Linked DNA regions of Homo sapiens: all the other regions are linked to region 2. Evidence: chromatin loops called from intact Hi-C (ENCODE). Cell type or tissue: ascending aorta. All regions are shown on one strand.

What was found. A loop is a pair of places that touch in the nucleus more often than their neighbours do. Peaks named below come from ENCODE experiments on the same cell type or tissue, not always from the same donor. Only the 100,000 strongest peaks of a DNase experiment are listed, where the experiment ranks them.
Region 1: it touches region 2 in a loop (4-fold over the local background); 57 of 110 quality-filtered maps call a loop at or near these places.
Region 3: a loop joins it to region 2, with 2.9 times the contacts of the local background. A loop is called at or near these places in 2 of 110 quality-filtered maps.
Region 4: it touches region 2 in a loop (2.0-fold over the local background); 9 of 110 quality-filtered maps call a loop at or near these places.
Region 5: it touches region 2 in a loop (8-fold over the local background); 36 of 110 quality-filtered maps call a loop at or near these places.

The regions. Positions count from the first base shown.
Region 1 is chr10:15,582,401-15,587,400 of GRCh38, reverse strand. It overlaps ITGA8 (integrin subunit alpha 8), which reads left to right. Exons shown (of 30, transcript NM_003638.3): 23 at 737-817. Among named protein-coding and RNA genes, the nearest start is that of ITGA8, 140 kb to the left of the region's middle. RefSeq lists a silencer at 2,011-2,060. In ascending aorta, a CTCF peak has its summit at 1,964 (motif pointing left); a DNase peak (open chromatin) is centred at 1,940.
Region 2 is chr10:15,718,091-15,723,090 of GRCh38, reverse strand. ITGA8 (integrin subunit alpha 8) reads left to right here and starts at 3,169. Exons shown (of 30, transcript NM_003638.3): 1 at 3,169-3,528; 2 at 4,192-4,325. The coding sequence starts at 3,320. In ascending aorta, CTCF peaks have their summits at 2,830 and 3,032 (motif pointing right); DNase peaks (open chromatin) are centred at 3,070 and 4,134; H3K4me3 peaks cover 2,750 bases; H3K27ac peaks cover 5,000 bases.
Region 3 is chr10:15,530,237-15,535,236 of GRCh38, reverse strand. ITGA8 (integrin subunit alpha 8) reads left to right here. Exons shown (of 30, transcript NM_003638.3): 28 at 4,086-4,187. Among named protein-coding and RNA genes, the nearest start is that of FAM171A1, 160 kb to the right of the region's middle. In ascending aorta, no CTCF peak of the experiment used is centred here; no DNase peak of the experiment used is centred here; H3K4me3 peaks cover 510 bases; H3K27ac peaks cover 4,628 bases.
Region 4 is chr10:15,646,539-15,651,538 of GRCh38, reverse strand. It overlaps ITGA8 (integrin subunit alpha 8), which reads left to right. Exons shown (of 30, transcript NM_003638.3): 12 at 4,488-4,693. Among named protein-coding and RNA genes, the nearest start is that of ITGA8, 71 kb to the left of the region's middle. In ascending aorta, CTCF peaks have their summits at 1,769 and 1,974 (motif pointing left); no DNase peak of the experiment used is centred here; H3K27ac peaks cover 667 bases.
Region 5 is chr10:15,821,970-15,826,969 of GRCh38, reverse strand. All of the region lies in intron 8 of MINDY3 (MINDY lysine 48 deubiquitinase 3), which reads left to right. The region is part of intron 2 of LOC124902383 (a long non-coding RNA gene); the gene reads right to left. Among named protein-coding and RNA genes, the nearest start is that of MINDY3, 36 kb to the left of the region's middle. In ascending aorta, a CTCF peak has its summit at 2,245 (motif pointing right); no DNase peak of the experiment used is centred here; H3K27ac peaks cover 731 bases.

The DNA.
Region 1 (5,000 bases), 140 kb after region 2:
GCCAGTTCTTCTCTTTATTAGCAAGGAAAATCAGGAGTTGGCTGTGTTGTTACTTCCTATTTAATGGGCAATGAACATGATATGCGCAGAGATGTTAAGGAATTTGTCAAAGGTAGAAGCTGCAAAATGAGCTCAGTTCAATACATTTTTGGTTTAGCCATTTAAAAAAGTGTTAGTTTTGGCTGGGCGGGGTGGCTCACGCCTGTAATCCCAGCACTTTGGGAGGCTGAGGTGGGCAGATCATGAGGTCAAGAGATAGAGACCATCCTGGCCAACATGGTGAAACCCCGTCTTTACTAAAAACACAAAAATTAGCTGGGTGTGGTGGCACACGCCTGTAGTCTCAGCTACTTGGGAGGCTGAGGCAGGAGAATCACTTGAATTGGGGAGGCAGAGGTTGCAGTGAGCTGATATTGGGCTACTGTACTCCAGCCTCGCAACAGAGGGAGACTCCGTCTCAAAAAAAAAAAAAAAGTGTTAGTTTCTTTAGATATCTATTGTATTTCCAGATAAAGTGTCTCTTCATAGACAGTTGTTACATTACTATTGATCATAAAAGATCTTAGCATTTCTCTGTACAAATGGTTACGATTTTGGAGAATGAATACACTTGTATCCTGAATGATCAGGTTAGTAACGTGTGTTCTCCTGTGATATGTAGAATGTTTTTTATGATCATATATTGTAATAATACTCCTGAGCAGATAGATTTAAATCACATGTCCTTGTGTTTTAGTTCCAACAAGGACAATCCAGACAGCAATTTTGTGAGCCTGCAAATCAACATCACTGCTGTAGCGCAGGTGGAAATAAGAGGGTAAGTAGTAAGCAATGCATAGTACAATATCCTTCTGTATGTAGAGTTAAGATAAAATACTAGTGAAAATGATGTGGAATTTTCCTGATGCATTAGAGATCACAGTTCATTTTGGATATTAATTTTCACTCTTTTCTACTGATCGTTATTAGCCTTCCATTGGAAAGCAGAGTAAACCCTAAATAACAATTAACTCCAAGAATATCAAAACAAGAAATCACTTTATGCCAGGCGCGGTGGCTCATGCCTATACTCCCAGCACTTTGGGAGGCCAAAGTGAGCAGATCACCTGAGGTCAGGAGTTTGAGACCAGCCTAGCCAACATCGTGAAACCCTGTCTCTCCTAAAAATACAAAAATTAGCCAGGCGTGGTTGTGGGTACCTGTAATCCCAGCTACTCAGGAGGCTGAGGCAGGAGAATCACTTGAACCCGGGAGGCAGAGGTTGCAGTGAGCCAAGATCGTGCCATTGCACTCCAGCCTGGGTGACAAGAGTGAAACTCCATCTCAAAAAAAAAAAAAAAAAAAAAAAAAATCACTTTATTCCCCAAATTGACAGTGCAGTAATCAAACTATAAAAACCAGCTGATAAGAAGCCAGATAAAATAGACAACCATGTGATTCCCTGAAAAAAAATCTCAATTCTCCAATAATTATTTTAGCGTAATGACTTTTTAGCCTTACCACACCACATCTGGAGTTTAATAAATGACTAACTCTCAGATGCAAGGGTCGATTGGATCTATATTTTACATCTTTTTTCTTTGGTCCTATTCTTTAAGGAAGGTGCCAATAAGCAATCAACTGAGAGACGGGGGAAAAGGGTCAAGGAAATGACTACCAGCTGCAAAATCCATGCCTGGGGGAAAAAGAAATCAGAAATGGGTTGTGTGTAGTTCTTATCTTGCATGAAATTGGACTTCATTGATTTTTTTCTGATGATTCTGGTTTTTCAGAACAATCATGGATTTGGCTAAAAATGTCAACTGGTATTTTGGACCAAGTTGTCACTGGGGTTCCAGAATGCTGGTTTCCTTCCTTTTCCACGGTGGTTTACAAGCTTCGATGATGACAGCTGGTATTTCAGCAGGCAGAGCCAGTGCTGCCATGGGTCCTGCCCTGCTGTCCTGGTGCCGCTGGGGCGCCCCCTAGCGGATTAGAGAATAATAGCAATGTCTAACATACACTGTTCCCTTCTGGGTGCTACTCCAAGTTAGCCCATCTTATAAATGAACTAGTATCCTCCTTGTACAGGTGAGGGAATTGCGGCACAAGGAGTTGAAGGTTAAACTAGAAAATGCCAGAATGTAAATATAGGCAACTGTCTCCAGAGCTCATGCTCAGAAATGATCATGCTATCCTGCCTGGGATATAGTTTTTTGAAACTTATCTACATAAAATCGTATTTTATGTATGTTTCTAATTTTTTTCCATTCAAACCAATGTTTTTGAGATTCATTTTAGTGCACGTGCCTGTAATTCACTCATGTCAACTGCCTGAGTGTTACACTGTAAAACTATACCATCGTTTATCTTATTTTACTTTGAGACTGGGTCTCACTCTGTCACCCAGGCTGATCTCGGCTCACTGCAACCTCCACCTCCTGGGTTCAAGTGATTCTCGGGCCTCAGCCTCCTCAGTAGCTGGGATTACAGGCATGCACCACGCCCGGCTAATTTTTGTATTTTTAGTAGAGACAGGGTTTCACCATGTTGGCCAGGCTGGTCTCAAACTCCTGACCTCAGGTGAATCTGCCTACCTCAGCCTCCCAAAGTGCTAGGATTATTACAGGCCTTAGCCACCATGCTCGGCCAAAATATACCATAATTTATTTATCTATTCTACTCTGGATGAAAATGCAGGGCTTTTATTATTTTCCTTTTTGCAATTGTTTTTTGTACATATCTTCCAGTACACAGGGGGAAGAATGTCAGCAGAGGATATACTTAGAAGTGGAAATTCAGGATCAGAGAGTATGCTCTATTTAACTTTACTACATAATATCAAACTCTTTTTCAAAATACTTATGCCAAATTACACTCCTGTGAGAAGTGGGTGAAGTTTCTGTTATCCCACACTATCAGCTAACTCTCAACATGATCTGGTTTTTGAGCCAGTCTGGTGGACAAGAAATGGTACCTTACTGAAGGTTTAACTTGCGGTCCCCTGATTCCTAAATGAGATTCAGCAGCTTTTTAATCTTTGTTGACTCTTTATTCTTCCTGTGCAGAGAAATTCTTGTTCAATTTTTTGCACATATTTCTTTTCTTTTCTTTTCTTTTCTTTTTCTTGACAGTCTCGCTGCATCACCCAGGCTGGAGTGCAGTGGCATGATCTCAGCTCACTGCAACCTCTCCCTCCAGGGTTCGAGTGATTCTCCTACCTCAGCCTCCCAAGTGGCTGAGATTACAGGCACCTGCTACCATGCCCAGCTAATTTTTGTATTTTTAATAGAGAAGGGGTTTCACCATGTTGGCCAGGCTGGTCTCGAACTCTGTACCTCAGGTGATCCACCTGCCTTGGTCTCCCAAAGTGCTGGGATTACAGGCATGAGCCATCACACCCAGCCTTTTTTACACATAGTGCTACTAAAAGAGTTGACTTTTTTTCATTAGTGTATAGAAATTCTTTTCTATTCTAGAGTTTAGTCACTAATCCTTTATCAGTTACAAAGATTACCAATATCTTTCAACAGTTTATGGAGTTTGTGGGGTTTTTGAAAAGTCAGATTTATTGGAATGTAAATTACATAAAGTAAAATTCATCCTTTTTAGGTGTCCAGTTGAAGAAGTTATGACATCAAAAGAACATACAATATAGAACAGTACCATCACTCCACATAGTTATTTTGGACTACTTTATAGCCAACCCTTCCCCACCCCGAGACCCTGGCAAGCTTGGCCTATTTTCTGTCACTATAGTTTTGCCTTTTTCCGGAATGATCTATAATGTTATGCAAGTCATTGGGAATGGTGCTGGCTTCTTCCACCTAACCTAACGCACTTGAGAAACATCTGTGTTCTTGAATGTATCAGTAGACAGTTTCTTTTTATATATATACTTTTTTATTATTATACTTTAAGTTCTGGGGTACCTGTGCAGAACGTGCAGGTTTGTTACATAGGTATACAAGTGCCATGATGGTTTGCTGCACTCATCAACCCATCATCTACATTAGGTATTTCTCCTAATGCTATCCCTTCCCTAGCCCCCCATCCCCCAGTAGGCCCCGCTGTGTGATGTTCCCCTCCCTGTTGTCCACGTGCTCTCATTGTTCAACTCCCACTTATGAGTGAGAACATGTGGTGTTTGGTTTTCTGTTCCTGTGTTAGTTTGCTGAGAATGATGGTTTCCAGTTTCATCCATGTCCCTGCAAAAGACATGAACTCATCCTTTTTTATGGCTGCATAGTATTCCACATTGTATATGTGCCACATTTTCTTTATCCAGTCTATCTGGATGGGCATTTCAGTTGGTTCCAAGTCTTTGCTATGATGGTTTCTTTTTACTGCTGAGAAGTATTCCATTGTATGGATGGATGTCCAGTGAATTGTTCATCCATTCACTCATTGGTGAACATTTGAATTGTCTCCAGTTTGAGCTATGAAGAATAAAGCTGCTATAAGTATTCATGTGCAGGTCTTTGTTGGAACATTTGTTTTCACAAATGGAATTACCGAGTTGTATGATATGTGTATGTTTATAAGAAACTGTGCAACTGTTTTCCAGAAAGGCTATACTGTTTCCATTCTTCATTCCCACCAACCATGCATGAGAGTTGCAGTCATGCACCATTTTTGCCAGCATGTGCTTTATGTTGGTTTGTATTTAGTCATTCTAGTAAGCCTATAGTGTTCCACTGAGTTTTTAGTTTTCATTTGCTTAATGACCAGTTACATTGGGCATCTTTTCAGTGCTTATTTGCCATCAATATCTCATTTTTGGTGAAGTATCCCTTCAAATCTTCTACCCATTTATTACTGGGTTTTCTGTCTCCTTATTATCGAGTTGTAGAAGTTCTTTATAAATTCTGTATACAAAGCCATTTACCAAATATGTGTCCCGCGATTATTTTCTCCCAGTCTATAGTTTGGTTTTATATTTCCTTAATAGTGATGTTCAAGAAGCAAAAGTTTGATGAAATCCAGTTGATTTTTTAATGTTTTGTGTTCTTTGTGTCCTA
Region 2 (5,000 bases):
TGCTGGGATTACAGGCATGAGCCACCATGCCCAGCCTCTCACTCTATTTTTGAACAAAAAGACTAAAAAGTTTAAGAAATATGCCAAGGAAGTAAGCAAGTGGGTACAACATGGGATACCCTGGTGATGTGCTTCTCTATGCAAATCAAAGCATTGTGTAATATATAGCTAGTTCCACCTAGTAAGTCAGCACACAGGTCAGGTGCATGTCTAGGATCATTCTATCACCTTCTGCCTATTTAGATGGTTCTCATCCATCTCAGGCTAGCTTGCAATAGGACAGATTTCCAAATTTCAGCATGCCAGTGTCAGGAAATGATTGAGTTGAGGTTATTTTTCTAACCTCAGTGTCCAACACAGTTGTCAGCATTCCTATTTGTATGCTGCCCATGAATTCCTCATTGAAAATTACTGAAGGGAACACCACTTTGATGAACAATAGTAACTTGATCAGAGTAGCAGACTCTGCGTTCAAAGCAAATGAACTTTTAAAATGAGAAGCAAGTCTTCTACCATCTACTCCTAAGTCTTTACCTGGGAAAGGAATACTCAGGAAATTATCCAGACGTGACAATTTGCCAGGGAAATTTTTGATAGCTTATTTATTTGTATTATTTTTACAGGGGCATGACAAGTAAAGATATAACATTCAGATCAGTCTACTGAGTGGGTTCTGATGTAAGGGAGACAAGAAGTCCAGCTTTTCAGTAAGTTCAGAGATTTTTTTCTCTGGATAGACCCTCAAATCAATGGACAGACTGACCACTCCCGAAACTGCCATCTACATTGCTAATCGCAGGCTAGTAACTCAAATCAGTGAGCCCAGCACCTAACTCACCTTCTACTTCCCCAATCTGCTGTCCTAGCCCACTGCTACCGTTCGCTATTCTTCTTTTCTAGGTTAATACCTTGAGACACCTTGAATTTTTTTTGAGATGGAGTCTCGCTCTGTTGCCCAGACTGGAGTGCAGTGGTGCAGTCTCGGCTGACTGCAATCTCGGCTGACTGCAAGCTCCGCTTCCTGGGTTCAAGGGATTCTCCTCCCTCAGCCTCCTGAGTACCTGAGTAGCTGGGATTACAGGCACATGCAACCACACCCAGCTTTTTTTTTTTTTTTTTTTTTTTTTTTTTAGTAGAGACGGAGTTTCACCATGTTGGTCAGGCTGGTCTCAACTCCTGACCCTGTGATTCTCCCGCCTCGGGCTCCCAAAGTGCTGGGATTACAGGCGTGAGCCACTGTGCCCAGCCTGTCCCTTTTCTTTAGCATTTGTGGCCCTCCCCTCCCTTCTGTTAACCAGCTTGAGGTCCTCGCCTCCCAGTGCATCTAGGCAACACCTACTTTGCTTTCCCTTCCTTCCAACAACTACCCCCCACTCCCCACCCCTAAACTTTTGGAGCCCCAGAAGGTATGTCCCGTCTCTGCTCTAGAACTGGCTCCCTTTGCCTCAATAAATGTTATTGTTATTAAGATCCTCTTCCTGAAGATCCAGTCAACCCTATTTCCCACCACTTCCTAACCCACCCCTTTTATTCCAATCCCATGCACAACCATTTAATCTCTGTCTTTTCTAAGTATTAATACCTTCCCTCAACTTCTCCCCCCACAGTGCCCAAATGTAAGCCCCGTATTCAAAATCCTACGTAAATGTACATCTGCCACCAAATCCTCTTACATGCTTCAGAAAAAACTTAGCTCTTCTGTCTCTAAACTTCATATCTGTTTAACCTCGGCTCCTTCCGGTTTCATGCTGACCTGTTTTGTTTAATGTTAACGAATGACCATATGTTATGTAAAGGGATCTATACTCCTTTCTCTTCTCTGTCCTCCCCTACTCAAGCCTCACGTCCTCTCCGACACAGGAGACATGGGAAGAGATTGACAACACCCACGGATCAGAACCGAAATCTGAACTCCTGTAGACTGTGAACTACACCTTCTACCCCCGCAGAAAGTAAACTGTAAATTCCAACATTCTTAACTGCGCCAAACTTCATCACAATTACACAGGATGGAGATTTACTACTAAGTCATTTAATATGCCCAAGATGCCTTTAAGAAAGATTTAAATAAAATCTCAAGGGCTGGGCAAGGCGGCTTACCCTGAAATCCCAGCACTGTGGGAGGCTTAGGTGGGAGGATCGCTTGAGTCCAGGAGTTCAAGACCATGTTGAACAACATGGTGAGACCCCCATCTCCTTAAAAAAAAAAAAAAAAAAAAAAAGAAGAAGAAGAAGAAGGAGAAAGAAAGAGAAACAAAGAAAGAAAAGAAATTTTAAAAGTCAACTCGAGGTGGCAGGACGGCTTGAGGCCAGGAGATCGAGACCAGCCTAGGCCACATGAGCAGACTCAGTGTCAACAAAAAAAAATTAGAAAATTAACCAGGTGTGATGTGTCATCTGCAGTACCAGCTAATCAGGAGGCTGAGGCAGGAGGATCGCTCGAGCCCAGGAGTTTGAGATTTCATTGATCTATGATAGCACCATTGCACTCCAGCTTGGGCGAGAGAGAGACCCTATCTCTAAAAAGAAAAAAAAAATAAATAAAACAAAGCAAACCAACCAAACAAACAAAAACAAAAAATTCACACATGCACACACACAGGCGCGCGCGCACACACACACACACACACAGACACCCAACAACAAAAACAAAAAAAAACCCTCGAGGCTTTCTTGTATATGAGTTAGCTCTGCCAGGAGGTGGGGTGGACTTAGGGGAGGAGAGGGTTGTTGCATTTCAACTTTAACTCTCATCACAGACGTGCAAAGCCGTGAACGCTGAGGTCAGGCTGCAGAGGTGATGAAGAGATAATTGCTTTGCCCCTCCTGGTGGTGGGGTTGGTTTTCACATTCTCCATCCAAGCTGCGCCTTTGACACAACTGGAGCAAGCTCTCGCTCCACCTGGGGCATTGCTTCTAAAGCAATAAATAGCTTGAGGTGACAGAGACGAAACTGATTGTCCTTGAGATGGGACTGCAATAGAAATCCGGGCAGCCCGAAGAGGCACCCAGCGCTCCAGCCACCAGCTGGGCCGCCCGGGAGTCCCTGGCTCTAGACCAGCCGCGAGGAGGCGCCGCGAGAGAGCTGGTCCCTGCCCGCGGCCGGAGGAGGGCTAGAGCCCCTGGGCCAGCCCCCCGAGCCGGCTGGGCGGGCGGGCGGGTGGGAGCAGACGCCGGGCACTGTCACCACGGGTGCGCCGAGCGCACCGACCCGGGACACGGGCAGCTGGGGACCGCCAGATTCCACCAGCCCCCCTTGCCCCGCAGGGGTCCTCGGCTCGCGCTCCTGGGTAGCAGCCACCCACCGGGGCGGAGGGAGATGTCGCCCGGGGCCAGCCGCGGTCCCCGGGGAAGCCAGGCGCCGCTGATCGCGCCCCTCTGCTGCGCCGCGGCCGCGCTGGGGATGTTGCTGTGGTCCCCCGCCTGTCAGGCGTTCAACCTGGACGTGGAAAAGCTCACAGTGTACAGCGGCCCCAAGGGCAGCTACTTCGGCTACGCCGTGGACTTCCACATACCCGACGCCCGCACGTAAGTCGCCCGACCCGGGGAGGTGCGCGCGGGGACGAAGGCGCTCCCGGGTCAGGTCCCAGCGGCTCTGCCGCGGAGTCCCCCCGCAGCCTGGGATCCCCGTCCTGCCGCCTGCCCGGGGTCCCGTCCCTCTCCCCGCCACCAGCCCCTTCTCTCCCCTGCCATGCTAGATGTGCCTTGTGAATTTTGAGCTAGAGACATGCCACTTGCATAGAACACGCAAGTCCTGGGTGTTCCAGGTACCAAGACGCACGCATCCTACAAAGGAGAGAACAGGACCCAGAAGACCCAAGCCAGTTAAAACCGCCACCACAGCGAGGTCTGTTTATGCAGAGTCTGTAACCATTGCGTCTGGGCGCAAGAGCTGTCGGCTACCAGCAGCTGGGCTCTGTCCTTGGCTTCCTCCTACCCCACCCCCTTCTCTCATCTCACTGTACCCACAGAGCTCCACCTAGAGAAGCAGGACCGTTTGCATTCTTGCAAACCAGGTTGCGGACCCCCGTTTCCAAGAGGAAATCAAGTTTGACAGTCGGTCCTCATCATAAATACGTTCATGCCCTCCACGCCTGCCCCAGTGTCCCCGGGCAGGAGGTTACAGAGACTGCATTGCATGCGCACGGTTTTGTGGCGCCCAAAGAGTGACTTTCTCCAACTCTTTTGCAGAGCGAGTGTCTTGGTGGGGGCGCCCAAAGCCAACACCAGCCAGCCCGATATCGTGGAAGGGGGAGCCGTCTATTACTGTCCTTGGCCCGCGGAGGGGTCTGCGCAGTGCAGGCAGATACCGTTTGACACCACCAGTAAGTGAGATTTGTCCTTCTAAGCTGTGGGCCTGGGTTTGGAAGAACCAGGGCCATCCCAGAGGCGACTTCCCGCTGTCTTGGTGTGCTGCTCGTTTAGCTTGTCTGATATGTCCGTATTGTGGGCTATGTGGGTCTCTAGAGAAATCAGTTTTTTCAACTCTCAGTTAACTGAAGGAAGACGTTTAGTGAACCCTAGAGAAAGGACACTATTTTGACCCTGAGTGTTCGGATGCATCCTGGCAACTCCTGTTTCTTTACCTTTCTGAGATGAGCATTTTCAGGGTGAGTGGATGTTTTGGAGAAATACAAAAACTATGTCCTAACTTTGACTGTGGAGAGAATTTGGTTGCTTCTCAAGGACAGATCTGGAAAAAGAGAGATCCTTAGCGTTTCCAGTGCCCAAGCTCGGGAGGCAGGACTTAGCTGCTGCAGACCCAGACATCACTCCGCGTTGCTGTTTAATTCTTTACAGAAAGAAAGAATTTTCTTTCAAAGTATTAGACATTGAATGCAAACTAGTGCAGGCAGAGTGTGGATGGATTACATTCATTTCCAAAATCCCTAGACAGATGTTTCTTATTTAATTAAAGGGAAAATACATTTTAAACAATTCAGTCTGGTTACGTTTCCTCTGGTGTTTTCTCTTTAGAGCCTGAGAAAATAATTTAAATG
Region 3 (5,000 bases), 190 kb after region 2:
AGGAGCCCACGGAGGGTGGGGGGAGGCTCAGGCATGGCGGGCTGCAGGTCCCGAGCCCTGCCCCTGGGGGAGGCAGCTAAGGCCCAGGGAGAAATCCAGCACAGCACCGGTGGGCCGGCACTGCTGGGGGACCCAGCACACCTACCGCAGCCGCTGGCCCGGGTGCTAAGCCCCTCATAGCCCACACTCACCCGCGGAACTCACACTGGCCCGCAAGCACCGCACGCAGCCCAGGTTCCCGCCTGCGCCTCTCCCCCCGTGCCTCTCCCTCCACACCTCCCGGCAAGCTGAGGGAGCCGGCTCCGGCCTCGGCCAGCCCAGGAAGGGGCTCCCACAGTGCAGCCGCGGGCTGAAGGGCTCCTCAAGTGCCGCCAAAGTTGGAGCCCAGGCAGAGGAGGCGCCGAGAGCGAGCCAGGGCTGTGAGGGCTGCCAGCATGCTGTCACCTCTCACTATTATTTGCTAGCACCCCAGGCTACGTCCAGGCACACACCAATTAGATTGAGGAGGTGAGAGCTTATCAATATCCCCTTCAAAGGAACTGTAGCCCTCATCTTATATCACTATCACCTTTTACAACTTCCTGAATTGCTTACTCTAATTAAAGGGAGAAAGGAAAGGGTGTCCAATTCAATAATGGAAAGATCTTTCATAATTGCCATCAAATGGATGGTACATGGAGTGGGAGGGTCGTCAAATGACCAAAGCATTAGATGTGTTCATTCACCCTTCATTCATGTGGTCAGAGATCCAGTATTGATTAAGCAAGCTCTCCTGTGCACATTGTTCTAGGTTCTGTAGAAGATATAGACATTATATTCCAAGGAATATGCCTTGCATCTTTGTATCATATAGTTGGGGAGAAAAGTAATAGAGAAAAATTAAAAATTAAACAACAATGTGAACCTTCCAAAAAATATGTCAGATACAGTCTCATCTCAGTCTCACTGAATCAGAATCTCTGAGACTGATCTCAGATATGTCTGAAGTTCAGCAACCACCAGAAACGGCAGTCAAGATTGGTGATGAGGCTGGGCATGGTGGCACACGCCTGTGATGCCAGCACTTTGGGAGGCTGAGGCAGGAGGATCACTTGAGGTCAGGAGTTCAAGACCAGCCTGGCCAACATGGAGATACCCTGACTCTACTAAAAAAAATACAAAAATTAGCCAAGCATGGTGGTACTTGCCTGTAGTCCCAGCTACTTGGGAGGCTGAGGCAGGAGAATCACTTGAACCCGGGAGGTGGAGGTTGCAGTGAGCCGAGATCACACCATTGCACTCTAGCCTGGGCAACAGAATGAGACTCTGTCTCAAAAAAAAAAAGATTGGTGATGTGATGAATGGAAAATATGAGAAATCAAACTGCAGCCAACAGCAGGAAGGGCAAAGGAAGGAAGTGAAAGAAAGTTCCCTTAGAGAAACATATTAATCCACATTCTACATCCTAGAGTTCAAATGCTGTCTATGATGCATTAGGAAACTTTCGCATTTATAAATGCAGAATCTGTAAGAGAAAAGCGTTCCATCTAGAAAGATTTTGATGCAGAGATGCAGTTTTCAAACTATTTATCAAAGACATGACTTCAAGAACAGTAATATTTTCTATCAATTTTTTATTGAACTTGGAGATAAAAGAAAACTTCTTCATTGGAGGTTTGGGAGCATGGAAACGCATTTGAGAATATAATTATAATCCTTACCCACAAGATCTCATTACTAGAGTTTCTCTTGTTTCTATCAGTGAGGATAGCAAGGAAATTAGATTGAAATCACCAGGTACACACATGATTTTATGAGCAAAAGTTTCCGAATTGTATAAAAACCCTTCTCAAACAAACAAAACTCCGACTTTTAGTTAAAATGGAAATGCTAAGAGAGAAGAGATCATTAGAATAACATCCAAAAAGGAATTTTCCCAAATGAGTAGAGTTGTTTATTCTGGAGGGTAGGAGTAGAAAGAAACATTCAAAGATATTGTAACTTTAAGTATATAAAAGTTACATACTATGTCCTGCCCTTACCATGTAGAGGAAAAAAGCGTTTATCTAATGGAGAAAAAAATTCTGCCACAGGGGAAAAAGAACTTTGTAAAAAATATTTAAGGAAAATTATTGGACTCATGAGGCCCAACATTGGATTATAGACAGTGATGTACTGGTAGATTTTTACTAACTACTTTCTGGGAAGGAAAAAGAGCCCCGATCCGTAACATTTGCCACTGATTTCAAGCCACCACCATGATCGTCACGGAATACAGAGCTGGGAAGAGATGCCAGGTCCCACACCATTATGTAGTGTTTCCTCTTACAGATACAGTAGACATAAATCACATCCTGAGCACAGATAATAGTCAAATGTAATAAAATAGCAAGCATGAGGTTTTGAGTATTTATTACCTTTTTTTTAGAAATATAATTTACTTAAGTTTACATTTATATAATTTAAGTTGTAATAATGGCTCTGTTTAACAACCGGCACCCAAAAGTCTTGAAATGATTAACACTTGGGTCTCAAGAGCCATGATGAGCCAGTTAGGACCCAGCACTGGGTAGATCGAACCATTGTATCCAACAAAAGAGAGCCACAGAAGCTTCAGTTCTCCAAGCAGCCTTCCTGAGTCACTCTTAAATATTTTAACATTGACTTTTATCAACAGTTAATATGAGACCCTATTAAACAAACAGAGCTTTCACTGAGAAGCTCTGTTAAAAACACTGTTTGGCTCTAGGTCAGTGGTTCTTAACTGGGGTGATTTTGTTCCCCTGGGGACAACTGGCTGTAACTAGAGGCTTTTTTTTTTTTTTTTTTTTTTTTTTTTGAGAGGGAGTCTCACTCGGTTGCGCAGGCTGGAGGGCAGTGGCACGATCTCGGCTCACTGCAACCTCCGCCTCCCAGGTTCAAGCAACTCTCCCGCCTCAGCCTCCTGAGTAGCTGGGATTATAGGGACCCGCCACCATGCCCAGCTAATTTTTTGTATTTTTAGTAGAGACAGGGTTTCACCATCCTGGTCAGGCTGGTCTTGAACTCCTAACCTGGTGATCTGCCCACCTTGGCCTCCGAAAGTGCTGGGATTCCACCACGCCCGGCCGGCATCTTTGATTGTCACAACTGAGGGAGGGTGCTATTAGCATCTAGCCAGGGGCCAGGGATGCTGGCCAAACATCCTACAATGCAGAGGACAGGCCCCCCCACCCCCACCCTAACTCAGAATGCTGACAGTGCTTAGGCCAAGAAACCCTGTTGTGAGTCTTGTGTAATCTGTGAAATATACTACGATTTTTTTTTCTTTTTGAGACAGAGTTTTGATCCTGTTGCCCAGGTCGGAGCGCAGTGGCGTGCTCTCAGCTCACTGCAACCTGCGCCCCCCAGGTTCAAGCGATTCTGCTGCCTCATCCTCCTGAATAGCTGGGATTACAGGCGCTTGCCACTATGCCAAGCTATTTTTTTTTTTTCTGGTTTTTAGTAGAGACAGGGTTTCACCATGTTGGCCAGGATGGTCTCAAACTCCTGACCTCAGGGGATCCACCGGCCTCGGCCTCCCAAAGTGCTGGGATTACAGGCATGAGCCACTGCGCCCAGCCAATACATTTCTTTATAACTTACTGCCAGTTTCTCTCCTAAAATATTTCCGTCCATCTGATAAGAATTTTGTCACCCATTATGTTTCTCCTTTGTCCTTCACTAGCAGTAACTATATAAATTCTTTGCTTGCTCCTTTTTAGGACTCTGATTTTCTGTTTTTATTTTAACCTTATTATACACAGTCTTTTATTAATGAGATAAATTCTCCTTAGAAATAGGAAGAAGATAAATGGATGGATAGATGGATGCTTGGATAGATGGATGCTTGGATAGATGGATTCACGCTTCGACGCTTAGATGGATGGATGCATGGATGCATGGATGTGTGGGTGGATGGATGAATGCTTGGGTGGGAGGAAAAAAAAGTTAAAAGAGAGAAAATTAAAAAGGAAGGAGGAAATTTTGCCTTGAAATGCAAAACACCAAAAATAATTAGGTGGCTGCCAGTATAACTCTTAAAAACTTTATATGAAATATATTTAAATAAATACTTTTACTTTCAGAGAAAAAATGATCCCTATGCTCTTGCATCCCTGGTGTCCTTTGAAGTTAAGAAGATGCCTTATACAGATCAGCCAGCAAAACTCCCAGAAGGAAGCATAGTAGTGAGTATCTTTAAATATATATAGGCACAAATAATTTAATTGAAATAATTGTTTTAATCACTGTCTAGCTTGTGCTAGGCTTTAGTGTTTACATTGACTTGAGAAAAATTTTCCTCTTCAGCTCACCAATTTCTTACATTGGTCTGGTAATTTCCTAGTGCCTTTTGATCTGGTTTTTGAACTTTCAATATAAATGTCTACCCCAGAAAATTACAGGGCAGGACTAATACCATTTTTAAATGAAGACATTTTATTCAGAGGAATTCAGATAGCAGTTATCATTACAATGAAATCGTACTGATTCTTTCATTTTAAACAGCATGGTTAGTCAAGTAAGAAGGGAAGAAATTCTTTCTTAGGGATAGTAGGCTACGGAGCAGCCGCATGGCTTTGGACAGTCATTTTTTCTTGCTATGCAAAGAACCTTCATTTTGACCTAGAAGGGAATAAAAAAGTCTACTCTGAGCTTCAACTGAATGAAATGTCTTTTTTTTTTTTTTTTTTTTTTGAGAGTCTCGCTCTGTCGCCCAGGTTGGAGTGCAGGGGCACGATCTCAGCTCACTGCAACCGTTGCCTCCGAGGTTCAAGCAATTCTTCTGCCTCAGCCTCCCGAGTAGCTAGGACTACAGGTGCCTGCCACCACGCCCAGCTAATTTTTGTATTTTTCATAGAGACAGGGTTTCACCATGTTGGCCAGGCTGATCTCGAACTCCTGAACTTGTGATCCGCCCGCCTCAGCCTCCGAAAGTGCTGGGATTACAGGCATAAGCCACTGCGCCCAGCTGAAATGTCTTTATTAAAAACTGAAACTAC
Region 4 (5,000 bases), 72 kb after region 2:
AAAAAAACTGTCAATAAGTGACCAGATAAGTTAACTGGTGGAAATTTTCCCTGATATTTTTCTGTTAAGAAAAATCTCCAAGTACGATTGAGTGGACTGCAAACATTTAGACTTAACAGTTGTGTGCATGCTGGTTGATGGTTAATACTGTCAAGCCTGTGACAGTTTTGAAAATATAAACAAGCTGGGGAAATTATCTTCAGTTTCGTTATCTCAAGACTTCCAGTACTACAAACTCCGTCAATGTAAGCTTTGTTAGGAATTTCTGAACAAACCTGTTAACAACAAATGGAGATGGTATTTTTCATCTCGTGCCTAAACAAGCAAATATGTTTTTTTTTTCTTACGGCTTTTGAGTGTTATAGTAGTTATACTACTTCAGAAATTCACTGAATTACAATTTAATCCATTGGATACTTTCTGCACTACCATTGTTTCTAACCTCTGCAGGACCAAAAGGAGCCAAATTTAAACAGATTCTTAGTGGTTAACTTGAGAATAATTTACAGAAAAATCCAATTGAAAGGAAACAGCTTAGGGAGCTATATTTTTATGCTAGATTTAGCCCAAGTATGTTCATTCATACAGGATATATCATTATGATTCAATTAGTAGAAAACTCTAAAAAATTAAACCATAAAGAGGTTGTAGATTAATTTCTGTAATGTAATTGAAGTGATGTTAGCTCTTGCCTATCAATTAGGTTGATTTGATATTTACTATATAGTCCACTAATCTGTATTCTTTTAATAAATAACTAAATTCTGAATATTAGTCATGAGCATTAGCATGGAAGTGTACTACTGGGAAAAAAAAAGAAACAGAAAAGTTTCTATGTTAAAGCAATACATGGCTTAGCCTGTTTTTTGTTGCTATAATTGAATACCGGAGACTGGATGATTTGCAAAGAAAAGAAATTTATTTCTTATACTTCTGGAGGCTGGAAGTCCAAGGTCAAGGGGCCGCATCTGATGAGGGCCTTCTTGCTGGTGGGGACCCTCTGCAAAGTCCTGAGGTGGTGCCAGGCATCACATGTTGAGGGGGGCAAGAACATTCCAGCTCTGTATTCCATTCCTCTTCTTATAAATCCACAAGTCCCATTTTGGGGCTCCACCTTGATGGCCTTATCTAATCCTAATTACCTACTAAAAGTTTTACCTCCAAATGCCATTAATATATGCATCTGAAGATTAATTGTCTAATACATGAAATTTGAGGGACACATTAAAAGCATAGTAACTTATGCACACTGTTAGGTTGCCTAAAACATGAACCCAGGTGTGTGATTTTTTTTGCTGCCTTCAGAGTTGTGTCTTTTCCAGAGTGTCATGCAGTTGGAATCATACAGCAGGTAGCCTTTTCAGATTGGCTTCTTTAACTGAGCAATGTATATTTGAGGTTCCTCCATGTCTTTTGATGGCTTGATAGCCCATTTCTTTTCATTGCTGAATATTATTATATGATGTACCATGATTTGCTTATCCAGTCACCTATTGAAGAGTATCTTGGTTGCTTCCAAGTTTGGGCAATTATTCTATGCACATTTTTGTGCATATTTTTGTATGTATATCTGTTTTAAATGCATTTGAGTAACTGCCAAGGAGTGTAATTTTGTGATTGTGTGGTAAGCCTATGTTTAGCATTGTAAGAAACTGCTAGACTGTCTTCCAAAATGGCTGTATCATTTTGTATTCCCATTAGCAATTAATTAGAGTTGTTCTACATCCTTGCCAATGTTTGGTACCATCAGCATTTTGGATTTTAGCCATTCTAAGAGATGTGTAGTGGTATCTCATTGTGGTTTTAATTTGCAATTCCTAACGACATATTATATTGAGTGTCTTCTGATAAGCTTGCTTGCCATCTATCTTTTTTGATGAGGTGTCCATTCAAATCTTTGCCCAATTTTTTTTTTTTTTTTTTGAGACGGAGTCTCACTCTGCCATCTAGTGGTGCGATCTCGGCCCACTGCAACCTCTGCCTCCCGGGTTCAAGCGATTCTCCTGCCTCAGCCTCCAGAGTCACTGGGTACAGTCACCCACCACCATGCCCAGCTAATTTTTGTATTTTTAGTAGAGACAGGCGTTTCACCATATTGGCCAGGCTGGTCTCGAACTCCTGACCTCATGATCTGACCACCTCGGCCTCCCAAAGTGCTGGGATCACAGGCATGAGCCACTGTGACTGGCCTTGCCCAATTTTTAATTGGCTTATTTTCTTATTGTATATCATGTACATGTAATATTGATTGTAACAATATATAGTATATAATATATAATAATGATATATGTTATTGTTACATATTTTTTCCTCATGGGGTTAATTTTTAAGAATTCTTTGTACATTTTACTTTTACAATAAATTAGTTGGAATGCCCCTAGCACCAAGCATGTCTAGACACTCACTCTACCCTCACTCTACTCAGGGACACTTGGTTTGGCTCACAACACCTACACCTGGAGAGCCCACCTTGGGATCCCACCCAGGTCTAATGCCATCTCCTCCATGGAACCTTCCTTAGTTCCCTCCAAGCACCCAGCCTCTCCCTGGTCCAGGATACCCAGCGTTAATTTCATTGTCTCATATTATTTTTCCCCATCTGCCATGTTTATAGTAATATGAGTAGTCATTTAACCTCATTTGTAAGTTATTAGGGAATGAATTGGTTGACCTAATAGTCATCATTGCATTAAAGCCACTTATCAAAGTACCTTAAACATAGGAAGTACACAGGATATCTTTTGATTCAGACTGAAGACAATAGATAAACACCACAAGGCAGGCCAGAAATTGGAGAGAGGGTAGGTTAGAGTGATGTTGGAGTGTCTTGTAGACTGCTCAGATCTTGAAGAAAGTTTCTTGTTCTCAGTAACTGTTCCCACCTCATCCCTGACTTTTGATATAAACTATATCAAAGATGTGTATGAGCCACTTGATATGGAATCTGTTAGTAAGATATATTTTTATACATATTATTGATTTTATGTTATTGTTATTGATATATCTTAATTTTTGTATATTAATATATTGTATATTAATATAGTATTGTTTCTTGACCTTTATATTTATAATATACTCAATTTATATATTTCATACATTAATGTATTAATATACATTATTATATATCATTCATATACATGAATATTATAACTCAATTATATTAATAATATTTTAATCGGTTTGCTTGGCAAACTTCAGCATATTGCCTAATCTACATAGGCATAAAAGTCAAATGCAAATATATGTTCCTGCCCCAGGTCACTCTTGAGATTATTGCATTTGCCAAGACACTGTATCTGCAGACAAACTTTAATAGAGGCCATTAATTTAGATCAAATTATATATTTTTGGTTGGTGTGACTTGTAAAATTTTAAAACAGAAATTATACATTATACCTTTTTAAAAAATCAAATCACTTAGAAGGCTTATAGTGAAGTTTCCCATTCTAGTCCTCTTCCTGCCCATCTGGCTCTGTGAAGGAAATACCTGTAACCACTTTTTTATTTTTTCTCCAGGTGGTTATATCTTTATCTCTAAATAATTTGCTTGAATATCTCTTGAAAATTTTTTAACCTTAAAAATTACATATTAGTTTTTTGCTATAATCTATGTATCCAAAGAATTCAAATTTTTATTTGGGCTGAAAAGTTGTTTGCTACCTTTCTAGCCAGCTTGATATACCTCTCTAATCTCTGTTTTATTTAAATTGAGCTAACAAAAGGAAAGGGAAGGACAAAATTGATTTTAAACATTACTGCATTAAAAACTGAATAATTGGCCGGGCGCGGTGGCTCACGCCTGTAATCCCAGCACTTTGGGAGGCCGAGGCGGGTGGATCATGAGGTCAGGAGATCGAGACCATCCTGGCTAACAAGGTGAAACCCCGTCTCTACTAAAAATACAAAAAATTAGCCGGGCGCGGTGGCGGGCGCCTGTAGTCCCAGCTACTCGGGAGGCTGAGGCAGGAGAATGGCGTGAACCCGGGAAGCGGAGCTTGCAGTGAGCCGAGATTGCGCCACTGCAGTCCGCAGTCCGGCCTGGGCGACAGAGCGAGACTCCGTCTCAAAAAAAAAAAAAAAAAAAAAAAACTGAATAATTTAAATGTATAGTCATATTAATTGCAGACAAACTCTAATCTATTTTTACAAAAAGCTATTTTGTTCTTTCTTGATATGTTTGCTTTGTGCAAGTACAGTTTCTGGAAATGCACTAAGAAGCTGAAAATGGTAAAATATCTGTGGTTTCCTTAAAGTAGCATTTTTAACATAGCTAAAATGTTCAGTGTGATAATTTAACAGCTCTTATTTTCTTACAGCATTCGATTCCATAGATATAACAAAGCAGCGAAAGCAATCTGATGATTGTAAAATAACCCTCAGAAAAGGAAAAATACCAATGGAAATTTACTAGTCTAGTTGATTACAAATAACCCAAAGTGACTCTACTCTCTGCTAGCGTGCTGAGCTGCTTTCTTTGTTCCTTACAGACTGGATGATGTCCTGGTTGGGGCACCTCTCTTTATGGAACGTGAATTTGAGAGCAACCCCAGAGAAGTAGGGCAAATCTACCTGTATTTGCAAGTGAGCTCTCTCCTCTTCAGAGACCCCCAGATCCTCACTGGCACCGAGACGTTTGGGAGATTCGGTAGTGCTATGGCACACTTAGGAGACCTGAACCAAGATGGATACAATGGTAATTTAAACCAAAGCGTGGAAGTCATTTATGTGTCGTCACCACTGCATAAAGGAGACCATGCCTGTTTTAAAGTATTCAGTATGGTGTGTGTGGGTGCAGTTATTATTACTGATTTTTAATAAACTATCACAAATCTCAAGGCAGCTTTACGTTTATACATTTTGACTAATATAAATATTACATGGAAATTTCCCTTCTCACCTTTCTGAAAATTTTTATTTCAAATCTCACAAGATTACAATGCAACACAGAGAAAAATCTGTAACATAATTTGTTTCAATCCTAAATTTAGTATAATTGATCT
Region 5 (5,000 bases), 100 kb before region 2:
CCCCAAGATAATATTCTCTAGTATTTTCCAAAAATGCTTTTGTGGGCTTTTTGTTTTTTAATGTTTGGCTCTTTAGTCTATCTGGATTTTGTATTTATGAATGGTATGAGTTTGGGATCTGCCTTTTGACTTTTTCTCAAAGAATTATCTAATGTCCTAATTCCAGTCAGTTCTCCACAGATAGGAAATACGTTTTTTGTTGAACACATTTTTCCATATTTACATGTTTTTATTCTATTCCACTGATCTTTTTGTGACTTCTTATGCAAAACTTCACAATTACATAGTTTTATAATATACTTTGATATTCATTAGCATGTTTCCTGATGTTATACTTTTACAAAATTGTCATAGTCTTTTCTACATTATCTATTCCAGTTGAACTTTCCTCCCAGCTCTTCAAGTTCCAGTTTTAAGAAATCTTTGAAGATTTGGATTGGTTACATTATATTTGTAGGTTATTTTGAGGAAATTATATCTTTACATATTATCTTCCCAACTAGATTGTTTTGTACATTCTTTAGTGAAAAATATTCAGTGTTTTATATAGATTATATGGTCCTGAATCCATATACTTGATTCTACCCCAGTTTTTGAAACCATCTTTTGCTTCTCCAATAGAACAGAAATAAGCTGCAGTAGAACTAATCAAATTAAATGCATTCTTGCCCACTCTTTCACAGGGGCTAGTGTGATATTTTTCAAACTCAGTGAGATCATGTTTCTCTCTCCCTTAAAACCATTCGATGGCTGGCTTCCCTACGCACTTAAAATAAAATCCAAACTCCTTCTAAGGTTCTCAGATCCTTTTGTGGTCTTTCTCCTCTCTACCTGCCATCCATCTTCATTTCGTACTATTCCATGTATGTTGAGCTAAAGTTTTCTTTGATTTTGATTTTCTGTAGATTAATTTTGTCATGGTCTCTTTTTTATCTTAAAGGAATTCTTCAGTATTTGTACATTATTTTTGTCCATATTGTTTATTTATTTTTGTATGCTTATTTGATGATTATTTTTATTTTATAATTTTCTTTATGGGATAGGGATAGAAGAGTCAACTCTTGTAATTCAGAAACCCAGAAGTTTCTTGGTTTTTTGTGGGTTTTTGTTTTGTTTTTATAAAAAGAAATCAGTATTACAGCCAGTCAAATGCATAGCTAATTGAAAGATGATGGACTCATACACAGAATAATGCATATGTTAATTAGCTCAGTTTAGCCATTCTACAGTGTATACATATTTCAAAACATGTTGTACACGGTAAATATATACAACTTTAATTTGTCAATTATAAAATAAACAGAAACGGATATTATAGTTAGGCCAAAAAATAGTCATGTTTCTCTGGTGCTTGTCTGGTTATATTCCACTTAATATGTGGAACTCCTAAAAATGCAGTCAGAAACTGAATGAGTTTTGATGGTTTGTTTCATTCTCTTTTATATAAGATAATCAGTTAGGCTGGGTGTATTGGCTTGTGCCTTTTAATCTCAGCAGTTTGGGAGGCCAAAGCGGGAGGATCACTTAAGGCCAGGAGTTTGAAACCAACCTGGGCAAGAAGGCAAGACACCGTCTCTGATAATAAAAGATAGTAAATTAATTCTGGCAAAGAAAACAAGAATATAATCACAAAGTAATTTGAATTTTTTTGCAAATGTAGAGTACATGCTTGGGACCAGAAGCATTTAAGATTTCGATTTTTTTCAGATTTGGAAATATTTGCATTTTTCCTCACCAGTTTAGCATCCCTAATCTGAAAATCTGAAATCCAAAATGCTGTAATGAACATTTCCTTTGAGAGTCATGTTGGCTCTCAGAATGCTTCAGATCTTGGAACATTTCGGATTTCAGATTTTCAGATTAGGAATACTTGAAAATAGACACTTTCAAGGCTTATTGAGAAAGTCTCCTACAAATAAATTCTATAAATCGTAACATGTGAGAATATTAAATCCTCACTGTATTACAACTTGGCATAAAAGTAAATTTTCCTAGTGTGATGCTCTTGAAACTATCATAAGAAGGTAAAAATGTTAAGTATATATTCTGTTTAAGAAAACAGGCATAATACATTTTTAAAATAATTACCATCCAGACTAGATGTCTAAGCATGTGTTTACTGATCAAATCTAAATAGTTCATTACCCAAGAATTATGAACAACTAGTTTGCTGTATTTAGTAACATGATATTATTATTAGACATTTGTTTAAAAGTCCAGGGAAATAGATGATGTAGTATCTAATTGTAACACTAGGTGGTGGTAACTGATTTTAGAAATTAAATTGTGAAACTGTTTCCCAATGTATGTATTCTTTTTTACATGAAAACATTTAGTGTTGCTTACATTTAAGAAGGAAAGGGAGAGAAAAGTTTGCGAAGATATGAAGTATCCATTTATACCTATTTGGGCTGTTCTTCTCCTCTCCCTTGTTTTGCTTTAACCTGAAGATTCTAAAACCTTTTAATCTCATGCCCTTTACACTCTTACGGATGATCCCAAAGCAAATAATCAATGTTTTTCATGTTAAAGATTGAGAAATTTTTAAATACGTATTAATTCACTTTAAAATAACAGGTATATGAAAAAATGTTCAACATCACTGATCATGAGAGAACTACAAATCAAAACCACAATGAGATGTCATCTTACCCCAGTCAGAATGGCTGTTAAAAAACAACAAAAGTGTGGCGAAGATAGAGAAAAGAGAACTCCTATATGCTGTTGGTGGGAATATAAACTTGTACAGCCACTATGGAAAACAGTATGGAGATTTCTCAAAAAACTAAAAATAGGATTACCAGATCCAGCAATCCCACTACTCAGTATCTACCCAAAGACAAAGAAATCAGTATATCAAAGGGATACCTGCACGTGCATGCTAATTGCAGCACCATTCACAGTAGCAAAGCTAGGGAATCAACCTAAGTGTCCATCAACAGGTCAATGGATAAAGAAACTGGAATTCTATAAACAATAACAAAGAATGAAATCCTGTTATTTGCAGTATACGTGAATGGAACTGGAGGTCATAATCTTAAGTGAAATAAGCCAGGAAGAAAAAGACAAAATCACACGCTCTTACTTATATGTGGGATCTAAACAAATTTGATCACATGGAGGTAGAGAGTGGAATGATAGATAACAGAGACTGGGAAGGGTCAGTGGCAGGCGGTGGGAGAAGCATGAGGGGAGTGGGTTAGAGTACAAACATACTGTAACATGGAGTAAATTCAATATTTGATAGCAGAGTAAGATCACTATGCTTAAGAAAATTGCATTGTACTTGAGCAGTGGATACTCTTCATACCCTGGCTTGATCATTATGTAGTATATGTGTTTAAAGAAATTTCACTTTTACCTCCTAAATTTGTAGAAATAAAACATAATTTAGAAAAAAACAAAATATACTCATTAATATTAACATAAATAACATTTTTAATAAACTTAACAAAAATTAAGGAGAGTGACGTTGTTTTAAATTTTTGCAAATCCCTTTAATGCTTGGCTTATTAGTAGACAGCCGGATCTTCATATATGCTTATAAATTTAGTCTGATACAATATAACAGATCAACCTCTGTAAAACTCTGTGCTTATGAGAGAGTAAGTGTAAAAAGGTAATTAACATCATATTATGAAAATCATGTTGATCTCACGTAGTCTCTAAGAGGGTCTTGTGGTCCCTGAGGAATCCTAAACCACAATTGAAGAACCATTGCTCTACCTGATCTGTGCCTGTAAGAAGCTAGTGACAAAGTATAAACTGTATGTATATGCACCTTCTATTAATTTTGGATTTACCAATCCAGAAAGTTAAACTGTCAGCTCTTGCCTTACACCATCTAGATGTTGTAGTTAAGGCTACACAGTAAAATGTTGGCCACAAAAATAACAGAGTTAATATTCTTACTACATTCATTGATAAGAAAATATATCCTAATGGAAAAATGGACAAAACATGACCAGATGGTAAAAAGGATGCAAAATTATATATGCATTATGTTTACAGTGAACATAATTTTTACCCAGAAAGAAATGCTTTTTAGATATATTATGGACCCAAATATATTATTATATTAATGTATGTTAGCTGAAGGGTATCGTTTATGAAAAGACTTTATTATTATCACATTTTTATTCCCTGCGTTGTGTCTGTTCTGACTTACCCACTTCCATAACTTTAACTCTCATCTCTATGCTGATGATTCCCAAATCTTTATCTCCAACCCTGACGTTTCTCTCCTGTATTCCTGAGCCTTACTTCCGGCTATTTATCCCTCTCTAGCTAGAGCACGTAAAGGTACCTCAATCCCAGCTTAGCTAAAACCAAACTCATGTTACCTCTTCACACGAGTCCAGAACTTACTTCTTAATTCTTTGTGTTAATCACTATTTATCATGTCCCCCCAGACCAGAAACATTTAAGGAAACTTTGCCAAATTCTTCATTCCTTAAATGCATCGATTTTTCATACCTGTTTGTTGTTTCTTCTGCTTTGAATTTTCTTGTCATCCTCTTTTTGGCCTGGAGAACTGTAATACGCTTCAAGATTCAACTCCCTGTTATCACTTTTATAAGCCTTCCCTAACACTGTAGGCAGATACTCTCATACCACTCCGTGTGTGTGTGTGTACAGAGAGACCACATATGTTTTTTTCATCTGTCGTCTTTGGTAAAGTCATAGCCTTTCTAAGGCAGAGATCATTTTCTATTCTTCTTTATTTCCCCAGTCTGAAGCACACAGCCTGTGTTTATAGGAAAGAGGGATGGCATTAAATGTCCATGTTTTAAGTATTAGGCAAGTGGAGTCACTGCTACCTAATGATAAATTTTACCAGTGATTAGCATATCCATTTGTTTTTCAAAATCAAAGTCAATTCAAGTTAGCCCTTTTACATAGGTATTGAGTCTCTTTTTCTTCTTGTATTTTTGTCAACAATGGCATGGATTTCAGGGAGTAAATTCTCTCATTTAAAAAGTTAACATTGAATATCAAGT